Regions from separate parts of the Mus musculus genome. Here regions 1 and 2 are each linked to region 3. Evidence: chromatin loops called from intact Hi-C (ENCODE). Cell type or tissue: left cerebral cortex. All regions are shown on one strand.

What was found. A loop is a pair of places that touch in the nucleus more often than their neighbours do. Peaks named below come from ENCODE experiments on the same cell type or tissue, not always from the same donor. Only the 100,000 strongest peaks of a DNase experiment are listed, where the experiment ranks them.
Region 1: it touches region 3 in a loop (2.4-fold over the local background); 8 of 42 quality-filtered maps call a loop at or near these places.
Region 2: it touches region 3 in a loop (3-fold over the local background); 2 of 42 quality-filtered maps call a loop at or near these places.

The regions. Positions count from the first base shown.
Region 1 is chr7:55,734,051-55,742,050 of GRCm38, forward strand. No RefSeq gene overlaps it. Among named protein-coding and RNA genes, the nearest start is that of Siglech, 30 kb to the right of the region's middle. In left cerebral cortex, CTCF peaks have their summits at 623 and 3,734 (motif pointing left); DNase peaks (open chromatin) are centred at 3,293 and 3,701.
Region 2 is chr7:54,729,300-54,737,299 of GRCm38, forward strand. No RefSeq gene overlaps it. Among named protein-coding and RNA genes, the nearest start is that of Luzp2, 100 kb to the right of the region's middle. In left cerebral cortex, a CTCF peak has its summit at 4,999 (motif pointing left); DNase peaks (open chromatin) are centred at 4,996 and 5,766.
Region 3 is chr7:54,832,054-54,840,053 of GRCm38, forward strand. It overlaps Luzp2 (leucine zipper protein 2), which reads left to right and starts at 3,192. Exons shown (of 12, transcript NM_178705.5): 1 at 3,192-3,967. The coding sequence starts at 3,906. In left cerebral cortex, no CTCF peak of the experiment used is centred here; DNase peaks (open chromatin) are centred at 3,618, 3,944, 4,630 and 6,105; H3K4me3 peaks cover 3,549 bases; H3K27ac peaks cover 2,957 bases.

The sequences.
Region 1 (8,000 bases), 900 kb after region 3:
ACAAACAAGGATGACTAGCCCATGATGACAGTAGGACATTAGGAGTGTGCACACAGCAGTGCCCAAGTCACAAGTTGGTGGAGCTAGAACATGGCAGGTATGTGAGTAGGCATATCCACAGTGCCCAGTGGTGTTGCTGAGAAAATATAGGTGTGTTACCTGGTGTCCCTAGGCCACCAATCAGCAGATCCTGGTACACAGCATATATGTATACAGGTGTGCCCAAGCCACATAATGCTGGCTCTGGAACACAGCAAGCATGCAAACAAGCCTGTGCAAACTACTATGTCACCACATAGGCCCTGTGATATGGCAGGCATGGTAAACAGGCATAATTGGCCATTTTTTATGGTAATGGCAATTGTGTTAATAGGAGTAACTAGATTGGCATATATCGGCACTAGTACACAGTATGTATGAGAACAGGGAAGCCCAGGCCACATATGTGTTAGTTCTAGTGTTAGTGCTAGAACATGGCACACATACGCATGAGCAGGCATGTCCAGGACAAAGAATGGGGACTCAGAGACATGGAAATCATTCAAACAGTCCTGCCCAGACTGCCAACTGGTGAAGCTGGGACATAGCAAGCACAAAAACAAGTATATCAAGGCCACCAAGTGGTGACACAGGGACATGGCAGGATATAAATAGGCATACCACCAATACCACATGGTGGCACTGGCACAATGCAGGCACTAAAGAGGTATCCTCAGAGCACCTATCGGCAGTGCTGAGATACAGTGGCTGTTCAAACAGGCATGCCCAGGGCACCAATTAGCAGCCCTGGAACATGGCAGAAGTATGAACAGGTATGACCAGACTGCCATGTGGACACAGACATGCCCTTCCTGCTGTGTGTGGTGATGCTCAGACATGCCATGCATAAAACAGGCATACCCAGACTGCCAAGTGGTAGCACCAGGACATGGCATATGATCAAATAGGCTGCTATCTGCCGGCCCTGGGGCATGGAAAGAATGTAAATAGTCCTGTCCATGCCATTATGTGACAGTGCTGGCAAACACATGTGTCAATAAACATACCCATTTTGTTACTTCATGAACTTGGGACATGGAGACATGCAAACAGATATGCCAAGGCTGCCAAATTGCTGTACTAGTGCTTGACAGACATAGGAACAAGTGTGCCCGTGTCACAGTGTGACAAGAGCACTGGGACACAGTAGGCATGTGACCGGGCATGCTCAGCATGCTGTATGATGGGGCTGGAATGTGGCAAGTATGCAAAAGGGTGAAACAAGGCTGGAGTGTGACAGCCCTAAGACATGACATGAATGCACAGCCAAGCACAGGTGGCCACATGGTGGCACTGAGTCATGACACACATGGGAACAGGCACGCTCAGGCCACCAAGAGGCAGTTCTGGGACACAGCAAGCATGAAACGCACCTGCCCTGGACACTATGTGGTGGCACTGGGAGATGTACAGATGTGCCCACACAGCCACATGGCAACTCTGGTACAAAACAAAAGAATGTTTTTTTTTTCCATTTTTTATTAGGTATTTAACTCATTTACATTTCCAATGCTATACCAAAAGTCCCCCATATCCACCCACCCCCACTCCCCTGCCCACCCACTCCCCCTTTTTGGCCCTGGTGTTCCCCTGTACTGGGGCATATAAAGTTTGCAAGTCCAATGGGCCTCTCTTTCCAGTGATGGCCGACTAGGCCATCTTTTGATATATATGCAGCTAGAGTCAAGAGCTCCGGGGTACTGGTTAGTTCATAATGTTGTTCCACCTATAGGGTTGCAGATCCCTTTAGCTCCTTGGCTACTTTCTCTAGCTCCTCCATTGGGAGCCCTATGATCCATCCATTAGCTGACTGTGAGCATCCACTTCTGTGTTTGCTAGGCCCCGGCATAGTCTCACAAGAGACAGCTACATCTGGGTCCTTTCAATAAAATCTTGCTAGTGTATGCAATGGTGTCAGCGTTTGGATGCTGATTATGGGGTGGATCCCTGGATATGGCAGTCTCTACATGGTCCATCCTTTCATCTCAGCTCCAAACTTTGTCTCTGTAACTCCTTCCATGGGTGTTTAAAACAAAAGAATGTTAACAGCATCCCTGTGTCACCACATAGCAGTTCTAAGATATGAGAGGCATGTAAACACGTGTGTCCTGCCACCATGAGGTGACACTCTTACACAGTAGGTATGAATGGGGTTGCCCACACCATCAAGTGCTAGGATGTGTAGCTGTACAAAAAGACATGTCCTCACTGTCACATGTTGGCACCAGGAAAGAGTAGGCATAAACATTTGTGTCTGTGACACTCCATGGCCATGATAGGGCACCACAAGTGAGATGTGCCAATGCTGTCAAGTGGCAATGCTACAAAACATCAGACATGTGACCAGACATGCCATGGATATGCTGGACACAGAACACATGCAAACTAACATGCCCACACTGCCACGTGGTATCCATGGAACATGGCAAGTACATAAACAGTTGTTCCTGCACCACCATGTGTCATTGCGTGAACACAGATGGTGTGCAGTCTTGTTTGCATCACCAAGTGTCAATAATGGGACGTGTCAGGTGTGTGAGACGACGTGGATACATGCCACCATGTGGTGCTGTTGGGCTTTGGGAGAGATGTGAGCAGGTGTACCCATGCCACAAAATGGTGCTGCTGGGATGTTGCAGGTATGAACAGGAAAGATTATCCTGCCTATGGCAGCACCGGGAGATGGCAAGGGTGTGAAAGAGGTGTGTCTGGGCCACCACACAGTAGTGATGGGACTTGGCAGATGAACAAATAGGCCTGTCCCCACCAGGTGGCACAGTGGCAGGGGACACAGTGGGCTCGTAATCAGGTGTGCCAGCGCATCCATGTGGAGGCACTGAACATGGCTGGCCTACAAACAAGTATGTCCATGCTGCCACAGAGCAGCAGGGGACATAGCAAAAATGCAAACAAGCATACCCCTGGTGACATATAGGACACAGCATGTTCGAGAACAGATGAGCCTTGGAACATAACAGGTGTTTCAAGGCCACCATATAGCACTGAGACATGGCAGGTGAGAAAAAAGGCATCCTTCAGCCACACGTGGTGGCAGTGCAGTATGGCAGGGGTGCAAATAGGCTTGCCATTGCTTCTACATCACAAGGCTGGGATGTAAAAATGCTTGCATATAGGTAATTACAGGCTGCCACGAGGCAAAATCAGACATAGTAGGCATGCAGACAGGTATGCACATACCATAAGGAGTCAGCAGTGAAACCACACCACCATGTGGTGGCACTGGGACTCAGCAGACATTCAAACAGATCTGGCTGCACTGCCATGAGTTAACAGTGAAGCCCAGCAGATGTGAAAACAGTGAGCCTAAGTTACAATGTGATTGCACTGGAACACCTCAGAAAAAAACAGGTGTGTCATATGATGACACCAGAGGCATGCAAACTGGTATATTCTGCCACCATGTGATGACACTGGTCACAGAAAGCACATGAACAAGCTTGTCAGAGCCATCACAGGGCAATGCTGGTATGCCACATGTGCAAAGTATGACCCACCAGCACATAGTGGTGCTGGGATGTGGCTGGCATGTGAACAGATGGGCCCACACTACTACATAGCAGCCCTGATACAGAGCAAGAATGCTAACAGGCATGGCTGTGCCATCACGCCGCAGTTTTAGAACATGAGAGGCATGCAATAGATGTGCCCTGCCACCATGTGGTAGCATTGGTACACAGCAGGCACATGAATGAGTCTGTACTATCATGTGGCAGCACTGGGATGTGGCAAATCTGTAAATAGATGTGCCTTGCCACTGTGTGGGGTGCTTGTATGCTCATTTGCAAGCTATCCTGTGACCCTGAGCCTTAACAGCATGGGTGTAAGTGTTCACATGTAATCTGCACTGCTCACCTTGCAGCATTGGTATGGGCAAATGTGTATTCACATGCAAGTCACACTGTGGCTAAGATGATGTTGTCACTCATGCTCACTCTCAAATCACAGTACAGTGACATGCCACATTATGGGCACATGTGTTCATGCATGCACCAGGCCATGGTGGTATGCTACAGTGTCATCCACATTTGTGATCACACATGAGTCTTACCCCTGCATCATGCCTCAATGACATGAGCATGCATGTTTCTGTGTAAGCAGCTCCACAATACCATGCTGTAGTCTCATGTGCATTCATGTTCACATGAAAGCTGTGGTGTAGCATCATGTCATGATAGGGGGAGACACACAGGTTCACATATGATCCAAACCATGGTGGCCTGGTTATGTTTGGTCACATGTGAGCTGTGCTGTGGCATGATGCTGCAGTAGTGTGGTCATATGTGTTCAGACATGAGCCATGTCATATTGTGATGCCATTGTGGTATTTACACACATGTTAAGTTACAAGCCATGCCATGCACTATGTTGTGGAGAGACAGGCACATATTTTCACATGCTAGCCACACTGTGGAGGTACGGAAACACATGTTCACAAGCAAGCTGCACCCTAGCACAGTGTTGAGCTAACAGGAGCATACATGTTACACATGAGACATGCCTCAGCCTCATGCTGCAGAAAAGTGGGCATGCATGTCCACATACTTCAGCTTAACATGACAACATTAAATGGTGGCATGGTCACACATGTTTAAATGTGAGCCACATTATAGTACTGTGTCAGGATACTATGCTGCATTGCCATTTCATGATAACATGAGTACATATATTCACATGAACTTTGTGTCATGACCCTGTGCCATGGTGTCATGAGCACATGTGTTCACACATAATCTACGCCACAGAATCATGCCATGACTGAGTGGGCATGTGTATTACATATAACCCACACTGTTGCATCATAAAATGTAGGTGAAAGTATATGTGATTACATACTAGATGTGTTATGTTCATGTATCACAAAGACATGGTCATGCATGTCCTCACATGAGCCATGCAATGGTGCCATCCCAGTGTGCCATGTCAACATCATCTCATGTTATCTTGGGCACAAATGTTCACATTCACACCATGCCATGGTACTGTGACATCATTCCATGGTGGCATAGACATACACATTCACATGCCATGATGTAGTACTGCTATGACATTGTCACATGTGTTCACATGCAGTCTATACCATGGCTCTTTACCCTGGTAGAATATATATTTCCATGCAAGCCACTTTGTTCCATGCCATAATGACCTACCCCACTGATGTGGGAATACATATTCACATATACTGGGGGCCAGCAGCCGCCGTGGGTCTTCTTTGTTGTTCTTGGTTCTTCTTGAGGCAGCAGAGGGGAAAAAGAGTTGGTGGGAGCAAGACTTAGTCTTATGAGATATTTAGAGTTGCTGTATAATAATAAAACGTTCATCTCTCTAAATCTAAGTTACTTTGCTACTGTAGCTGAACTGCCTGAGTCTCTTTGAGGTCAGAAACTTCAGTCTCTGGCATTTAGCACCTCATCATAAAACAGCAGACTACTAAGTAAAGGATTAATTGCTAGAGCCTTTCCCCTTTTGTTGGGATGCCAGGCTAGGGGAAATTTTGGAACAATAAATTTCTATTGAACTAGGAGAAGAGAATCATCCTCGCACAAGGGAAAACTTTTACACACGCAAATATGGATTAAACTCACGTAAATTCATGCATAGATTCATTCGTACAAATTTCTTAAATCTCCATTGAAACCAGTTGGGCCCAGCTTTCATACTATCTCATAATTACATATTTACACATACTCATCCATACTTACATATGTATGTGAAACAAAAGATCAAGTGCCAGTGCAGGAAGAACTCACTCATTCCAGATGAAAATGAACTCCAATCTTTATTGTATGGAGAAAGAAAAAGTTTCTACCCTTTTATTGCTAGATGAATTAAACCCAAGTCTGTAAGAAGAAAGCTTTGCTCTTTTAAATAAGATTAAGCCTGCCTTGCCATTAAGAAAATAACCTGTTCTATTCCATGGTAAGGAAATGCCTGCCTGCTCCTTCTACTCTCTTTGCAGCTTCTTCGTTTTCCTCTTCTCCTTAACATTCTGTATATTGCTCTCTTAGTATTTTAAGTTGCCTTATAGTTTCTAAGTTATTCCACTCTGCACTCTCTTTCTAATCTTGCTCTCTCCTCCTGCTCTGATGTCACAATAATGCCCTTACTCTCAGTACCATTATTCCCAATGCTATGCCTTTACTTCTAAGTTCTTGGGTTTAGTTCTGCCTTAAAAAGGTGTCCTCACACTCCTCCATTGCTGGTGAGATTGCAAGCTTGTACAACCACTCTATAAATTAGTCTGGCAGCTCCTCAGAAAATTGGACATAGTACTAGCAGAAGATCCAGCAATACCTCTCCTGGGCATATACCTAGAAGATGTTCCAACTGGTAATAAGAACACATGCTCCACTATGTTCATAGCAGCCTTATTTATAATAGCCAGAAGCTGGAAAGAACCCAGATGTCCCTCAACAGAGGAATGGATACAGAAAATGTGGTACATTTACACAATGGAGTACTACTCAGCTATTACAAAATGAATTTATGAAATTCTTGGGCAAATGGATGTATCTGGAGGATATCATCCTTAGTGAGGTAACACAATCACAAAAGTCATTAGATATGCACTCACTGATAAGTGGATATTATCCCAGAAAGTTAGAATACCCAAAATACAATTTTTAAAAGTTAGAATACCCAAGATACAATTTGCAAAACACAAGAAAATCAAGAAAGAAGAAGAAAGTGTGGATACTTCATTCCTCCTTAGAATCAGGAACAAAATACCCATGAAAGGAATTACAGAGACATAGTATGGAGCAAAGACAAAAGGATGGACTATCCAGAGACTACCCCACCTGGGGATCCATCCCATAATCAGCCACCAAACCCAGACACTATTGCATACACCAGCAAGATTTTGCTGAAGAGACCCTGATATAGCTGTCTCGTATGAGGCTATGCCAATGCCTGGCAAATACAGAAGTGGATGCTCACAGTCATCTATAGGATGGAACACAGGGAGCCCAATGGAGGAGCTAGAGAAAGTACCCAAGAAGCTGAAGGGGTCTGCAACCCTATAGGTGGAACAACAATATGAACTAGCCAGTACCCCCAGAGCTCGTATCTCTAGCTGCATTGTAGAAAATGGCCTAGTCGGCCATCATTGGGAAGAGAGGCCCCTTGGTCTTGCAAACTTTATATGCCCCAGTACAGAGGAATTCCAGGGCCAAGAAGTGGGAGTGGGTGAGTAGGGAAGCAGGGCAGGGGGGAGGGTATAGGGAACTTTCCGGATAGCATTTGAAATGTAAAGAAAATGTCTAATTAAAAAAAAAAAAAAAAGGTGTCCTCAGCTCTGTCTCCCTCTTTGTCCTCAGCACTTATACATCTTTCAGAATACATGATCACATGGTAAAAAGTTCACCACAAGTTTATACATAAATCCAAATCACAAATCGAATAAGAAGTTTACAAAAGAGAACGTTTACTTGCGTGTTCATTAGGAGAAATTATCTGGCTAAACATCCATCACCTGTCGCCAGCTTTGCAGGTTCATGGAGGATTAAAAACCATAACTCCTGTGACCAAGGTATTAGTGAAGTTTAGTATAAATAAACCAAATCATTATTTCATCTTCTGTCCTCATACCTATTGTAAATCCCTAGTTCCCTTTTTACATTGGTTAATGGTTTAACAACCTCTTGGAATGTGCTCTTGTGGGAACTAAAAGGGGCCTGGGGAAAGAGACGGGAGGGAGGATAGCCCACGTCCGGCCAGAGTTCCTCCTATGCTCTGGGCAGGCAGACGCAGAAGGGCTGCCAGACGCTTTCCACTAGGCTCCGGGTGGGCATCTAAGCCACTGACCCCACTCAATGGGGGGTGGGGGGTGGACAAGGGGAAGCCCCCAACCAGGGGCCAGGGGCAATACCCTGTCACCCGGGGTTATGGAAGAGAAGGCTGAGGAAGAGAGGTTCCCACACAGGTGAGAGTCTGTGCAGAGG
Region 2 (8,000 bases), 100 kb before region 3:
TGGATATTAGTCCCCTATCTGATTTAGGATAGGTAAAGATCCTTTCCCAATCTGTTGGTGGTCTCTTTGTCTTATTGACGGTGTCTTTTGCCTTGCAGAAACTTTGGAGTTTCATTAGGTCTCATTTGTCAATTCTCGATCTTACAGTACAAGCTATTGCTGTTCTGTTTAGGAATGTTTCCCCTGTGCCCATATCTTCAAGGCTTTTCCCCACTTTCTCCTCTATAAGTTTCAGTGTCTCTGGTTTTATGTGAAGTTCTTTGATCCACTTAGATTTGACCTTAGTACATTAATTTAATTTTATTTTTAGTAGATATTTTATTTACATTTCAAATCTTATCCTGTTTCCTAGTTTCCCCACCCAAAATCCCCCATCCCCTTCTCCCTTGCCCTGCTCCCCAACCGACCCACTCCTGTTTCCTGGCCATGGCATTTCCCTATGCTGGGATATAGAACCTTCACAGGACCAAGGGCCTCTCCTCCCACTGATGGCCAACTAGGCCATCCTCTGCTACATATGCAGCTAGAGCCATGAGTCCCACCATTACTCATATCTTTTATTGGTGGTTTAGTCCCAGGGAGTTTTAGAGGGTGGGTTACTGGTAAGTTCATATTGTTGTAACTCCTATGGGGCTGCAACCCCCCTCAGTTCCTTGGGTACTTTCTCTAGCTCCTTCTTTGGGGACCCTGTGCTTCATCCAATGGATGGCTGTGAGCATCAACTTCTGTTTTTGTCAGGCACTGGCAGAGCCTTTCAGGAGACAGCCTTATCAGGCTCCTGTCAGCAAGCTCTTGTTGGTATCCACAATAGTGTCTGGGTTTGGTGGTTGTTTATGGGATGGATCCCCAAGTGGAGCAGTCTCTGGATTGCCATTTCTTCAGTCTCTGCTCCGACCTTTGTCTCTGTAACTCCTTCCATGGGTATTTTGTTCCCCCTTCTAAGAAGGATTGAAGTATCCACACTTTGGTCTTCTTCTTCTTCTTCTTCTTCTTCTTCTTCTTCTTCTTCTTCTTCTTCTTCTTCTTCTTCTTCTTCTTCTTCTTCAGTTTCATGTACTTTGCAAATTATATCTTGGGTATTCTGAGCTTCTGGGCAAATACCCACTTATCAATATGTTCTCTCTGTGTGTGTGTGTGTGTGTGTGTGTGTGTGTGTGTGTGTATGTATGTATGTATGTATGTATGTGTGAAATTTTGGTGTGATAGAATATTTTACATTGCCCATCAAAATCAAAAGTAATCAGTAACTGGACCTACACATGAAAATTTAAACAGTCTCAAGCCTAAGACTCAACTTTCCAACCATAGAACCTTTGTCTACTAGTCCTTCTGACATTTAAGGAAGACTAGGAGCAGGAAGATAATAAATGCCTTTATATATTTGTTCTTCCTGAAAAACATCCACATGGCTCTTAACAGTTCAATAAAACACAGTGGAGTGTTCTAGGACACAATTTCTGCAACCTCTGTTGTTGTCTCTAGAAGTCTCCTAGAGCTTTTGTTAAAAGCATGGGTCCCTAAATTCCATCTCAGAGACTGCACGTTCATGATATACTGTGCTATGCATGGGATTCTGCATTTTAAACTCCCTGCTGAGTAACTTGATGTAAGTACAACACAAAGCATAAATATTAATGTCAGCAATATTTGCATTTAGGATTGCTTAAGGGCTTGGGAGAAAGCCCAGCTCTTAAAAGTCAGTGAGCACCTACCATGGTTACAGACGACCTAAACTGGGTTTCTGGCACCCACCACAGGCATCTCACAGTCTCCTGTAACTCCATCTCAAGGGGATCCCATGTAGCTGGCCTCTGGGAACATCTGCACTCACAAGTATATACACACATGTACATATACATAAACATAAAAATAAAATCTGATAAAATACTGACTGGCTTTTATTCAAAGGATCTTCAAGTGAAATCTTTGGGAACATGGAGGCTCAATGTAACTCACTTGTATTGAGATATAGTAGTTATATTGGTCTGGAGTTACTACTCTTCTTATTACAATAACCAAATGCCTAAAACAACCAAACTCTGCACAGTAACGAGGGTAATTTATACACAAATTTGAAGGCTGAAGTTACAAGATTGGGAAAGCAACAATGAAGGAGAAAAAGGAAGTCTCTACTTTAAAGGAATGTACTTACATGTGAATTAGAGCAAACTGATTAATAGCACATGGGATACATAACCATTATATGTATGCATGTATGTATGTATGTATATTTTATATATATATATATATACATATACACACACATATATATACATACACGCACGCACACACACACATATATTGCATGTATGTATATGTATGTGTATATATATATGCAAAGGACCTAGGTAAGACCACTGCAGGCTTCTTGATTTCTGTGAGCTCATTTGAGTCCTTTCCACTTGATTCTATGGGTCATGTTCTTTTGCTGTCCTTAATCCATCTGGTGCCTCAAATCCTTCCTCCCCCTCATCCTCAGAACTCCCCAAACTCTGTTTAACATTTGGCTATGGGACTCAATTTCTGCTCTCATCAGTTACCAGAAAAAGTCTCTCTAGTGAAGATTATGCTAGGCTCCAATCCTAGCACATCCTGCAGGCATGGCAAATCATATGTTTTGTGGCTGGACTGGTGTGTTATGGTTGTGTTGCTAAGTGTTCTTGTGGGATTCCTAACAGTGGGAATGTGGGCTGTCTTAAACTCTTTTGCCTTAGACATTTTTTCCTCCTACTGAGTTGTCTCTTTCCAGCCTTGATATGAGAATATGTGCTTAGTGTTATTGTAATTTATTATGCCATATTTGATTGATGTGTCTCCATTGAAAAGAGGTGAAGGGGGTTCAGGGGAAGCACAGGTAGTGTGGATAGACTAGGGCAAGGGCAAAAATGGGAAACAGCAGTCAGGATGTAATATAAGAGAGGACAATAAATAAAAAGCAAAATGTGGAAAATATGCTTAATGTCAGCTAAATATGTTTCTGACTCACAACAGAGACTGAGAATTATAAGAAGCATTGCATGAAGTGGATCAATACAGTTGTTATAGTGAAGACTTGAAGACAGTGAGGACAGAAGTAAAAGAAGTATCTCAGACATGAGTGTGCAGGACAGAGGGACAGTTAGTGTAGAGGCTGGCATATTCAAAATAGTAAATGCTGAAGGTTAGCAACAAACCTCAATAGTAGAATATTTGCCTAGCATGCATGATGGATAATTTCCATTGTCAGTACTGCAAATATTTATGTATAGCCTCTATAATTTGGATCATGAAAGAGAATAGATATTCTAGCTTTATCTCAGTGAAACCCACTTTGAATTCTGACCTACAGATATGTAAAAAGAAAGCCAGAAGGTATGTGCTGCCACCAAGAATGTGGACATTAGTTATAAATTTATAGTGAAAAATATAAATAAATAAATATAGAGAAAATCTGTATGGTTATTTCCGTGTAAACTACTATGTCACTTTTCTCGTAATGTACTTGCCAACATCAAAACTGTAATGATGATGTAAAATGACTTACTGTTTATGATACAACTTACACAATACACAGATATATGCAAATATATTCATGCATATTCCTGTAGGTTAATACATATGGTATGTATTACAAAACATTTTGTATATGATAATGAATACTTGGATGGGATAACTAAACCAACACCCTTGAATAGTATTCAGTATAATTGCCACTCAGATAGTTACTGTAGACTAAGTTATGTTGAAGAGGAATACACCCAACTGCATTTACAAAGTGATTTAATAAAAAAGGTGGATTCCAGTGAAAGCCTAAAGTGATAGTTTAGTTCAGTGGTTCTCCACCACTACTCACCATCTAACCTCCTATAGTAAACAAAGCATCCACAATGAACAAGATCTCTCCTAACTAGAATGTCTTTGTACAGGTTGGCAGCCCCTCTTTCAGAGGTCACTATATTCTCCAGCCATTCAGTGGTTTAGTGCACTCCTGTGCGTATTGTAAGCACACTCCCACAGAAAGTGACTGTTACAATTTGTTATTTAATCAACTCATCGTGATGCTCTCTTACCAAATATTAATATTAAATTAGTGTGGTTGTTTACTTATGTTTGGCCCAGGGAGTAGAACTATTAGGAGGTATGGCCTTATTGGAGTAGGTGTGGCCTTGATGGAGGAAGCATATCACTGTGGGGGTAGATTTTGAGACCCTCCTCCTAGCCATGTGGGTTCTGGAAGCAAATTTACCAGCTGATAAATACTTCCCAGTTTTCAGATTTTTTTTTTAATTTCATTACAAGTACATTTAGTAATAGCAAATTGTAACAGTCTAGAAATAAATTTTCTGTTAAACTCGGAGAGCCATTGACCTTCTGCCAGATTCTTAAAGAATTTTTTCTATTACAGAACACACAGAGTTGTGTTTTATTCTTCTGCCAAGCAGTACAGCATGGCATGACAAGGTCTCTTCTTGTCACTCTCCCACTTGAAGATGAGGGTTTTACAACTCCCCATTCATCTCCCTGTTCCTCTTAGCTCAGTCATTGTCATGGTTATAAGCATCACTTGACAATGTCTCTCATAGCAGCTCAAAAGCATTTAAGGATGCTTGACCATTCCTCAAAACACAACACATACTTTTCATTATTAACCAACTGCCACAAGCATCATTACAGAGACATTTTGTCTCTAATCCATGCAGTGGGCTTTGATGTTCTCCTTTGTATTCTTTGCACAAACTCACAATGAATTTTGCTCTTCACTCATAGGACAGGGCTCTCAGCAGAAAATAATCTATGTCAGGGCTGTGGCGAGCTACGGCAGATCTCTAGATCGACAGCTGAGTTTTGATGAGTTATATCAGATTAGCAACAGATGTTCACATTCTGAACACGATCTCGGGTAAGGGTGTCCTTGGTGGTTCTGGCAGAAAGCTTTGGCATTTCTGGGGCTGAAGGGAGGGTGATAGCCTGAATTTAATCCAAAGGCCAATTTATGGATATCTTTCCTCGGAGTTCTAAGGCTGCCCCCTTGTGGCAATCCGAGGTAAAAAGTTTGGAAGATGTTGCTTTCAAACTCCAGTAAAGCCCACAAAAGGACTCTAATTTAAGACATGAAGTCTCCCTTTGGAAGAAAGGGAGAGTACAATCATGCTTTACCAGGAAATCACGGTGGTTAGGGGATCAGAGAAAACTAATCAAAATTGCCATTTTGCTACACTGTGTTGGATAATTAGCTTCTCTTGTCCTTTTAGGTGTGAGTCAGAGCCTTTAATGGCTGAGCCATCTTTCCACCCCCATACTTACCTTCTTTAATCAACACTGGAGCATTTGAGACGAGTTATAATAGCACTTAATTCTTCTCGTAAGACTGTTGTGAGGAATACCCGAATTAACACTCAGAGACTTGAACAACCCTAGAACTACTTTAGCATGTTAACCAATAGCCCTGGATAGTATTCAGACCTGATGCTGACCCCACTCATACTCCCAGCTACAGCAGAAGTCTGTCCATCTAATGCATATTTCCAGATTTTCCTGAACTTTGATTTAAAGTCTGAGGAACTAAAAAGTTCCTCTCAATTCTGCATAATTCTCAAGTGATTAGTCATCTAGCAGTGGTGGCTTCAGTCAGCTCTGTGAGACATAGACCCTGTCTGGTGACAGCTGCACAGTTTGTTTGACACACTGCCTCTCAGACATCCCATGGTATCCTCTGCTTACTTCATCAGACATCTCTGAATTGTGCAGTTACAGCGTCCTATGATTTGGGAGTCTGCCACTGTTGTACAATCGGGTGCCTGTCCCAGGCAGCAGGCAACCTTAGGAATTCCAGATCAGAACAACCACCCACTGACCAAGAACAGTGCCAGCTGCAGATGTACCACAGCAAGATGGGCCAGTGTCCAAAGTGTGTGGCTCTCTGAAGATGCTCAGTCAGTCATTCTCAGGTTACCTTGTCTCATGGATCAAAAACCTTATACTGAATTCAGCAAAACTAAAAGCTACCCAAAACACACACACACACACACACAAAATTAAACATGAGAATTGAGACAAATATCTTGGGTAGTGATGATTTGCCCATTTTTTTTTTACTGTCTAATATGTAATTAACATCAAATCATCAATCTTTATCCTCTAGGTTTTCCCTGTATCATATATGGAATAAATACAAGCTGGATTTCCTTGATCTAAAATTACTATTTTCCTTCATTTGACTATTTCAAAAATCTGCCTGACATTTTAATGCAATAATGTTCATTTTCCTTTCTGAGTTAAGCCTGTTAATATATCGATGCTGCATTTGTCATGATTGCTGGCATTTCTGATTTAAAATTAGAAGAAGAAAACAGCTGATGATGATTAAAACACAGTATGAGGGATCAGGAGAATGTATTCATGGATATTTTCAAGTTACAAACCCAGCAAGAGATATCTTCGAGTTGTTGAAACCTTGAGATTTTAAAAATGCAAACATTGATTTACTCACACTCACACAGGAACACACAAACACAAAAGGTAGACACACATCACATATAATCAAACAACTTCCCATTGCTACTCATAGCATCCCCTCATCCTCATGTAGAATGTGCATCCTTTGACCATGGTGTTGATCTTGGAGAGAAGGGAAAATAGGCTAAGAGAAGCCTTAACTTCTTTGAATTTTTAGCATGTCAGGGCAATGAGAAGTCTGGCTAGTTGAGCCTACTAATAGTTTCTAACAAAGAGATGCCAAAGACAAATTCCAAGATTTGAATAGTTGTTTCAGGTTTTTTTCTTATAATATTTGGCCACAGATTGGGTTCCCGTGGTAAATGAGTCTGATTTCTGAGAACTCTCAAGTGTACTACTTGACTCTGATTATTTGTGTGTGTGTACCTTTCCTAATATCCAGATCTTAAAACGTGATAATATGGCAGTATATCAAGAACCAGAGGATGCAGAGCTAGAGCGAAGGAAATGAACATTTGTTCAGTCACATAAACCTACACGGGGCATAATATTCTATGTGCCCTCTTGTGGCATAAAAAATGCCGGGCTCCCTCAAGATTTCCTGTCAAGATAACAGTATTCAAAGCTTTAACTATTTGCATATTCTAATCCTTTCCAAAGGCTCAACCTCTCAATAACAATAACATGAACATTAAGTCTCCACATGGCTGTCAGTGCAAATCATACCACATAGCATAGTATATGGGGATGCCGTGTGTGTGTTGTGTGTGTGTCTGTGTGTATCTTCTTCTAATGTTAATTACTGTTAATTACTCAACATATTTTCACCATAAGAGTAACTGACATGAAATACTTCCCTCTTCTAACATGAATTCATGCAAGATTTTGAGTACTCTATTACTGAATCAAAGATGTGAACATATTTAGAACTTTTCTTCAGATTGACACCAGAAACCACTCTGATCCATAGGAGCAAGGGAGGTGTTCACTATAAAGTCAGTTACCCTGATCTGATGTCACCAGCGAGAGTGCAGGCGAGTGACCATGTACAGTGTCAACAGGGACAAAGGCTACTCCATCATGGGGCTGTTCCAGAATCCAAGCATTGCTATGCACTAAGCCCTGACTGGTTCTCTGTCTCTCCCAGACTCTGAAGCTGCCTGATAACCTTTGAGTAAATATTCTGCTTACATTAGCTGGCACTCTTACTCTCTGATGCTTGAGCTCCTAACCCAATTGAAGCACCAGTTAATATTTGTTTTCAGATCCCAAGAGATCTTGACAAATGGTGTAGAAACAGATAATAACTCATTTCTGAGAATGTTTCTATATGCTTCTTGGAAAGGCCAACCAAATCCTATTTATGACAGTGTTCTGGAGTAAGAATGATGGATGATTATTTCATATTGTGTTATAGAAATGACAACTGCATCTGGTTATGCCATATCATTTACAAAAGGGATGAGTTAGCTTAAGGGAAAGAATGTCCTTTGCTTTATATCTGGGTAGATTATAAAATAAATTATTCATTGCTATAGCCTTGTGATTTTCTTGAAAGACATTTG
Region 3 (8,000 bases):
AAACACCATAATATTCAGAAGAAGCACATATATAACTATTACCACATTTTGTAAAGAAAAAACTGACATAAGTAACAGAGGCAACAATAATAGGTAGCTTGACTTAATCGAAAGTAAAAGCCTAGTGAAGCAGGAATTCAAACATCTATAGTCACAGAACTTGAGAGGTGGAGGCAGGTCAGGAGTTCAAGGTCATGCTTGGCTATATGACAAAGAAAATAAAATCGGAAAATGCCACATAGTGAACTTCCCTCTGTGTTCCAAATGAAACTTTCTAGAAGATACAAAATCAACTATTCATTGGGAATATTGGCGAATCATTTGTCAACAGAGAGACTGAATTCAAAGAGCTCTTAAAACTCAAAATGATATCCAAGTAAACCAATAGGCCAAAATTACAAACAACTACATCTCAAAAAAAAATGTGTACACATCACCATTGAACCTATGGAAAGATGTTTACTATGCAACATGATGAATACTCTAGGCAATTATGTTACCATAAGCTAGTATGGCACACTATTATAATAACAAACAAAGGGGTTAGATAAATTGGCATCTTCATGAACTATTTTTAGTATTTTGGAAAGAGGTTTGACAATATTTCTAAATATATTAAACATAAGATTGCCAGACTACCCACTATCAATCCAATATAATACAAAATCTATGTTTACAAATAAAATCTTGTATGCTTGTTTTGGCAGAATGACTTATAATAGATGAAAAGGCTAACTGTCAACTTTTGAACTAACAAACCAAATGTGCTATGTCCATTCAGCAGAGCATTATTTAGCAACACACAGTAATGAAGTATTGGTGCAGGCCATGCCATGGATGAATGAAGCCTGAAACATAAGTGTGAACAAGACAAACCACATAAGACTTAACCCTGCTAGACAATCTGAGCTGTTAAGGGATCTGGGAAGTCATAGAAACAATATAAGAATGAGACTTAACAAAGATGGGAAGAGAGCAGAGGAGAGTGGTGGGGAGTGAATTCTAATGGGTATTTGTGGTTGCTTTTGTGGCTGGTGAAAAAAATATTCTAGAGTTTTATAATGGTTTCTGATTTCTATTCTGTAGTTAAAATATTTAAAACTCTGAATTATATGCTTTAGAGTGGTAACATTTCTCCTATCAGAATTATATCTTTTGTAAACAGTATCCTCATTGGCTCCAGGTTTCAGTACTTTGTAGAAAAGTCATTTTAGCCAAATGCAATTTCTTGATGTTCTTCACTGGGCATAGATACGTGTTATGAACATATTTCCTAATAGAGGTTGGTCCCATGAAGCTGCTCTCCGAATTGCATTTTCAGAAATCACATTGGTTTTCTGAAACAGAGAATCACCTTTACAGCTGAATTTTCCTTCTGAATAGTGAACATCCCATCATAGAAATAGGAGGCTCACACTCCTAGGATTTCCCAAGAAACATGGCATCTGCTAAGACATATCTGTATTTGAATTTAGACTCTTAAACTTCTAATCTTGCAAGAGTTTCCACAATTCCACACATGACCTCCTTTAGCCCAGTGCTCCTTGATGTCCTAACACCCTTCAAAGGGCCTTTATAGGTGTCCTATGCAGAGTACAGCAGACCCCGAGGGCCAAGTGCAGGCAACAGTAACTCTTTACTTCCTTAGTGGATCATATGCAGTCTTTCCACTAAGAAAGAAAACCTAAGTGGGAGACTTACACTGTAGAATCCCAATGTATTTTCCCTCAAGAAAATGTAAATTGTGGGGTGATGTCAAAAAAATGTCAACAGTTGTTCATTTGTAAAAATTACCAAGTGACTCATGTCAGATGCTTGACCGCTCTGAGTAAGACGACTACAGAAATGGAAAATAATGGAGATGACCACACTGGGTTCATGTGGTGATGACGTTAAAATACTTAATCCTAACTTTTTATATGAGTAAAAATGCATTCTTCAAATGAGTGTTATTTCCTGCTATACACATTTTTTTTGTTATTATTACAAAGGGGCATGCCCTTATTAGTATGCAACTTACTTTATCATCTTTAAAAATAAGAAGAACAGCACCCAAGCAGCTGATACAGGAGGATTGCTGCACATTTGAGGTTTGACTGGGCTACATAGCAGAACAAAACAAGACCCCATGGAGATCTCCTTCTTGAATTCCAGGGTCTAGGTTTTCATAGTGCTGTTGTTTTGTTTTTTTGTTTTGTTTTGTTTTTCCTTCCAAAAGACAAACAGTGGAGAAAGGAGCTGGTTTGTGTCTGTTGTGGATTTTACTACTGCAAAAAGGATTGATATCCTTGAAAACATTAATACTCCTATTCTGATTGCTTGAGATTCTTACAGTAAAGTTCTTCAGTAGGTGTGTCCTTAAATTAAACTTCATCAAGAAGAAAACTGGAACAAACTGGAACAAAACAGTAATTAGAAGGTTAATGCCCTGCCCCCCCCCCTTTAGAGTCTGGTAACAAATACATCGTTTTATATATCTACAAATATGTCTTCAATTCTGAGTTTATCTCTGATTCTTATTTAAAATGTTACTTATATGAATTGCCTGGGCAGAACAGAGACCATCAACTAAACAGTTGGGATGGCACCTGCTGACCCTAGGTCTTCCCTCTAGGTCTTCCATGTGCTTGATTCTTTAGTGTAGACCCACTTCAAGTGTGAAGTTCATTGCAGCAGCAAGGTTGCCTTAGGACTGGGGACAACTAAAGAAAAGTCCAGTCCAGATAATGTTGATCCTTGCTTTCATCACATATGTGGTAGGAAAACTGTAATGTTTAGTTTAGTACAGTGATTCTTGAGAGAACTGTCATACACACTTTCTTTTAACACACACACAGAGAGACACAGACACACACTCACACACATACAGCATGGTGTAAAGATCCCAGAGTTTCAGATCTCTGATCTCTGTAGGTGGTCAGCCTCTCTTCTTGAATTTTGAGATTTTGCAAAATGGTAGATTTCGTTAAAGTTGTAGTATTTCCCTTTTCTGATTAGAATTCCTACAAAAGGGCTTGTTAAACATTGGTTACTTGATATACAACATTTAGAAACTACAGAGAATACTCCTACCATTTAATTAATGACCAATGTCTCTGCGCTCTTGCTTAAGATTTTTCCCCCCTCAGGAAAACGACCCTTGAAGGTGTATGAACTCTGGCTGCCAGCTGCACACACTTGAGTAGCTGACAGACGCAAAGGCCAAAAGAGAGGAAGATCCAGACGCACCAGAACCCAGAGCCGCGGACTTTGTGTTGGTTCTGGTCCCTTTCTACGCTAGAGACCACTAACTCATCTGGGTATCGGGCTTCTGGTCTGCATGGGCTGCTGCTCCACTCTATCTGCAGCAAGCAAGCCATTATGCCTCTAATCAGAGCAGTATTTTAAGCTTACTCTCCAAGCAACAAAAAGCAAGCTGGTGAGAGACGCCTGCTCTGGACCCTAAAGAGTCTGGAGTCCTTCCCAGCGAATTGTCTCTCACCCTGCGGAGCACGCCAGCTCAATTACTGGAGAAAGAGGTTGGTCCTTGCCACCGCCCTCCCCTCCTGTCTTCAGTAGGAGCGGGGAAGAGGAGATCCGCTCCAGTGCGCACGGGAGTGACCAAGTACAGCTGCCTACTAGGGCAGCGACCTGGACGCGGGTCCTTTCCTCCTCCAGCGGCTACACCCGCCCTGTGCGCCTTGAACACGGCGCGCTGGACCATCCCGGCAGGGCTCCGGGGTGACATCACTCCTGAAGATACTCGCACTCTGGTCCTTGTCTTTACAAAGCCTCTATCCGTGTCTTTGTGGGTCTCAGGAGAGGGCTCCGGGCTTCGGGGAAAGAGAGCAGGACACTGAACAGCAACTGACCGGAGGAAGCAAAAGAGCAGAGTCCAGCGAAGGAGTACCCGAGCTGGCGGCGACATGAAATTCAACGCTGCACACTACCTGCTGCCCCTGCTGCCTGCACTCGTCCTCAGCACCAGGTGAGTCCAGGAGCATGAGGCCCCAAGCCAGCAGGCTGCGCTCCTCCGGGGAGAGGCACCTCCCACTTAAGCAAGATGCTAGCTGAGTGATTAAGATTCAGAATCCTTGGATAGAGCAGAGACCTTTATAGTTCCCTTAGTATCATGGAAAAAAAAGTACCTCGGTTGCTTCCTTTCAGGGACCGAGAGCTTCCCTTCAAAGAACAAGGAACCTTCCCGTCCCCAACTCCCGTGGAGCCCCGTAATCAGGAACAGAGAACAAGCAGAAGTAGGACAACATAGAGGAAGTAGGGAGAGAAGGGATTTTACCCCAGAGTGCCTGTTTACAATAGACCCCTCCAAGTAATGTCCCCTCTTAGGGAATTTAGGCCCCCCCGTGAAGCATATTCTAACGTTCAGGGAGCCAGAGAAAGCTAAGACTTGTGCAGTAGTCCCCAAACTCCTCCGGTGACCGTGGCCTGACTGAGGTCTTGAGTGGGCTTGGTGGCAGGTGACTTACTTTGGCTGTGTTTTGAGCAGGCTTCAGATTTAAAGTTACAAGACAGTACTGAAGCAGAAAAGAACCTAGTTGGGAACAATCGGGCACTGTGCTCCATCACTGGCCACAGAGGAGAATTTCAGTCCCAGTACAGAGGACCTATTTTTATTGGAGATTTCAAACACGCTGACTGAGAAGTGCTTTGTGACTACTGCTGGGGATCCAGTCTCAGAGTTGGTGATGGGTTTGCTTTCTTCTCCCACAAGCACAGCACAAGGGTGGCCTGTTTCAGTGCCTGGGACTGAATTTCTTCTGCATGCCTTGAGCACCCGACTGGCAGCAACCCCTTTCCTTTGGCCTCCATGAGATGAAATAACCCACAGGGTCGGGGTTCTTTCAAATCCGCATGAATGGAGACAGCAGCTGATTGTATAACTCACGAAAAATAAAGTAGAACTACACACAAGTGTACAAGATTCACAGAGGAAAAGAAAAAATGAAGCAGGCTTGCTAGTTCTTAGATGATGAATTTCCTGTATCTCTTTCTAGTACATGTTTCTTCCAGGCCTGCCTAACCTAACTTTTCATATAGAAACTGTTCAATATTTAGCTCCAAATATTGATGAATCTGGGCTTTCCTTGAACATAAAATCCAAGAGACTTTACTAGACTGAAATCAAACTTGAATTTTAGTTCTTCTAAAAGCTTGCTTGTCGTTTCAGTTTATATTCTTATGTTTGCAAAAGAAGTCCACATTGCTTCCCAGCATTAATGGGACTTTCCTAAGCAATAGGCTGTTGAATATTGTGTTACGTACCCACAGCTTAATAAAGTTTGTCTTTGGGTCCTTGGCATTTGCTCTCATCTTCTGCTTTAATAATTACTTATGCTTTCCTTTGAAGAAAGGACATCTCTAAAGTGTATACTTAAGTAGATGCCCCGCAACATGCAACATGCTAATTAGACAGTAAATGTTGGAGCAAGGGGAAGCCAACCTACAGTGGCATAAAAGATGTAAGAAGCTCTTCAGCTCCCGTAGTCCATTTGCTTTTTAAAACAGTTGTCATTTGAATAAGCAAGCTCTAGAGTCTCCACCCAAAGCTTGTTAGTTCTATGATGCAAGAGCAATCAACTTCCCTATCTATGAAAGTATTGATTTCTATAGATACTTTTAATACTGAAAATTAACATATTTATTATCAAATATTAAGTTATTCTGAGTTGAAATTAGATAGGGGACATTCTATAGCGTTGATAGTTTCGTTTTACAAAAAAATACAAGATGGACTTGGAAAAATGAATTTCTATAATTTGCAATCTATTTACATGGCTGTTTTGGGCCAATATATTGTACTAGATTCCAGGTTACCTTCTGATAGTGAATATATTGAAAATAAATGTTATGCTCTCAAGATGTCACTTGCTAGAAGAGAATGGACTTCATAGAAGTCTTGCAGAAGGCCATTCCCCTTCCAGTAGTCAGCAGTTCTCATTGTCATAAGACACTCCCAAAGATTAAACCCCAAACAGTAAAGCTCTGTCAAGACGGTTGCATTAGACGGGATGGGTCTGATGTACTGTGGAGCGACATGGTGTACCTCAGTCATACCACCTGTGACTGGGATTCCTGTTAGCTGATCTTCGTGCTTCTTTCTGTGAGGCAATTGCATTTCGCATGCTTACACTGTGGTGACTAAATACACGTAGTATGACAGTGGCCACTTGTTGACTTGAAAGTTCCTCCTAAAGTGTGGGGAATGTGAAGCTGAACCTCTTGATGTGCAAGTACAAGCACTTAGCCGTGTGTGTCTCTGTGTACAGCTCCTTTAGAACTGCTAATTCTTCTGCAAGAAGCCTGGTATTCACCTCTCTCCTGAAGTACAAGAATAACTGCTTTGAAACAGATGCTGTGGTTGGAGGAAGACAGTGCTTTTATGAGTGTTCTAGCTACAGGGGTGGCAATTCTCAGAAAGTTCTGCCTTTTAAATAGGAAGGATTGACATCTGCCTTTCCTGCTTGCTCCCTCCTGTTTTGTACAACTAGTCATCACATAAATGTCAAATGGACATCCCATGATCCTGCAGGCATGAACAGTAGCAACAATCCTGACTTAAATTGACTTCATTTGTTCTGAAAGAAACTTGAATGTATACCTTTAACAACCAAAAAGCACTTTTTTTTCTATTTTCCTAGTGAACCCCATGGAGTTAAAAAAAAAAAGACATTAATTTCTTGGCATATTGTCTCTGTTGTTTAGAAAGCACATAGAAGTTCAAAAGTATACTCAAGCTAATGATTTGAAAATGTAGCTAATACAAAGATCCATTTAACTTGTACACAAATGCATGTGGTCAAAGAACACTAATGCATGAGAAGGCTGAATAGCTTTAGAATAGAATGGTGGTACTTTTCAAATAGTTTCATTCTGCAGAAGGATTAAATTGGTATTCTAAGGCAATATGTAGAGTTCAGAAAGAGGACGCATAGGGACTGAGAGAATGAATGGTGGAGGAGCATTTCTTTAGAAGTTCCTCTTGTCAAGGAACCATGGGGTGCTGGAGGAGGCTTGTGCTTTCACGGCTGAACCTTAGTTCTTTGATGCTGTGTCCATGCTCCTGGTGCCTTTGGATTGCGAACTTTCAAATGGCTTGAGATGGAGGAGCACATAGCAGGGAAGGAAGGAGTGAGAGCCTACCTACTTTTGCTGGGCTTGTATCAGCAACAACTTTGAGCAGATAGTTGGTTACTGTCCCCTAGGTAGGAATCACCTGTGATGTCTCCTCTGAACCCTTGACCAGCAGCTGTACCAGATGCTTCCACAGGACTCTGTTTCCAGAGGATGCTTTACACTGTGGAGGTCCAAGGCTCTCATTTCTTCTGTGCCTTATTCCAAACTCAAGATGAAGCTGTTGTATAGGTGATAGGAAAGCTACAACAAGAACACACAAACACTTTTAAAGAAATGCATTTGATGTAGGAAGCTGTCTCACTTTAACTATGATGAAATGGTGAGAGGCACTAACAGTTTCCCGCTCAACTGCTTCACACAGGAAGACTTGTATCATCGTATAAATGGATTAGAGAAGTGTACATAACAGGAGTCTGTGAAAAAGAATGTATTTGCTCCTGAGGCTGCAGTTCCATCCTTATATACCTGTTTCCAATAGCACTCTTTACAGTGTCATTTTTTTTTTTGAGAATCTTTGTCGATCACATTTTATTTATGACCAGTGGCAGCAACAGTTCAAATGTTTATGTATTGACTGTGCGATTGTATCAAAGCAAATACATGCAATTGAAACTTGACCTTCCAACATGGAATCAAAAGATGCCTGGGGTTTCTGAGGTGTTAAGTGGCATTTCTTCATTTATGATTTGTGATGTCAGATGTGTAACTGTTTCTGAATAACTGTTATAAGATTTCCTAAACGTCATTTTAATAGACAAGGCTCAAATATTTAAGTTATCCAAGTAACAGGTAGTATTTAAAAATGTTTCCCTTGTAAGTTCATGTAAACAGAAAACATATGAACTTATATTCATTATTTTAATATT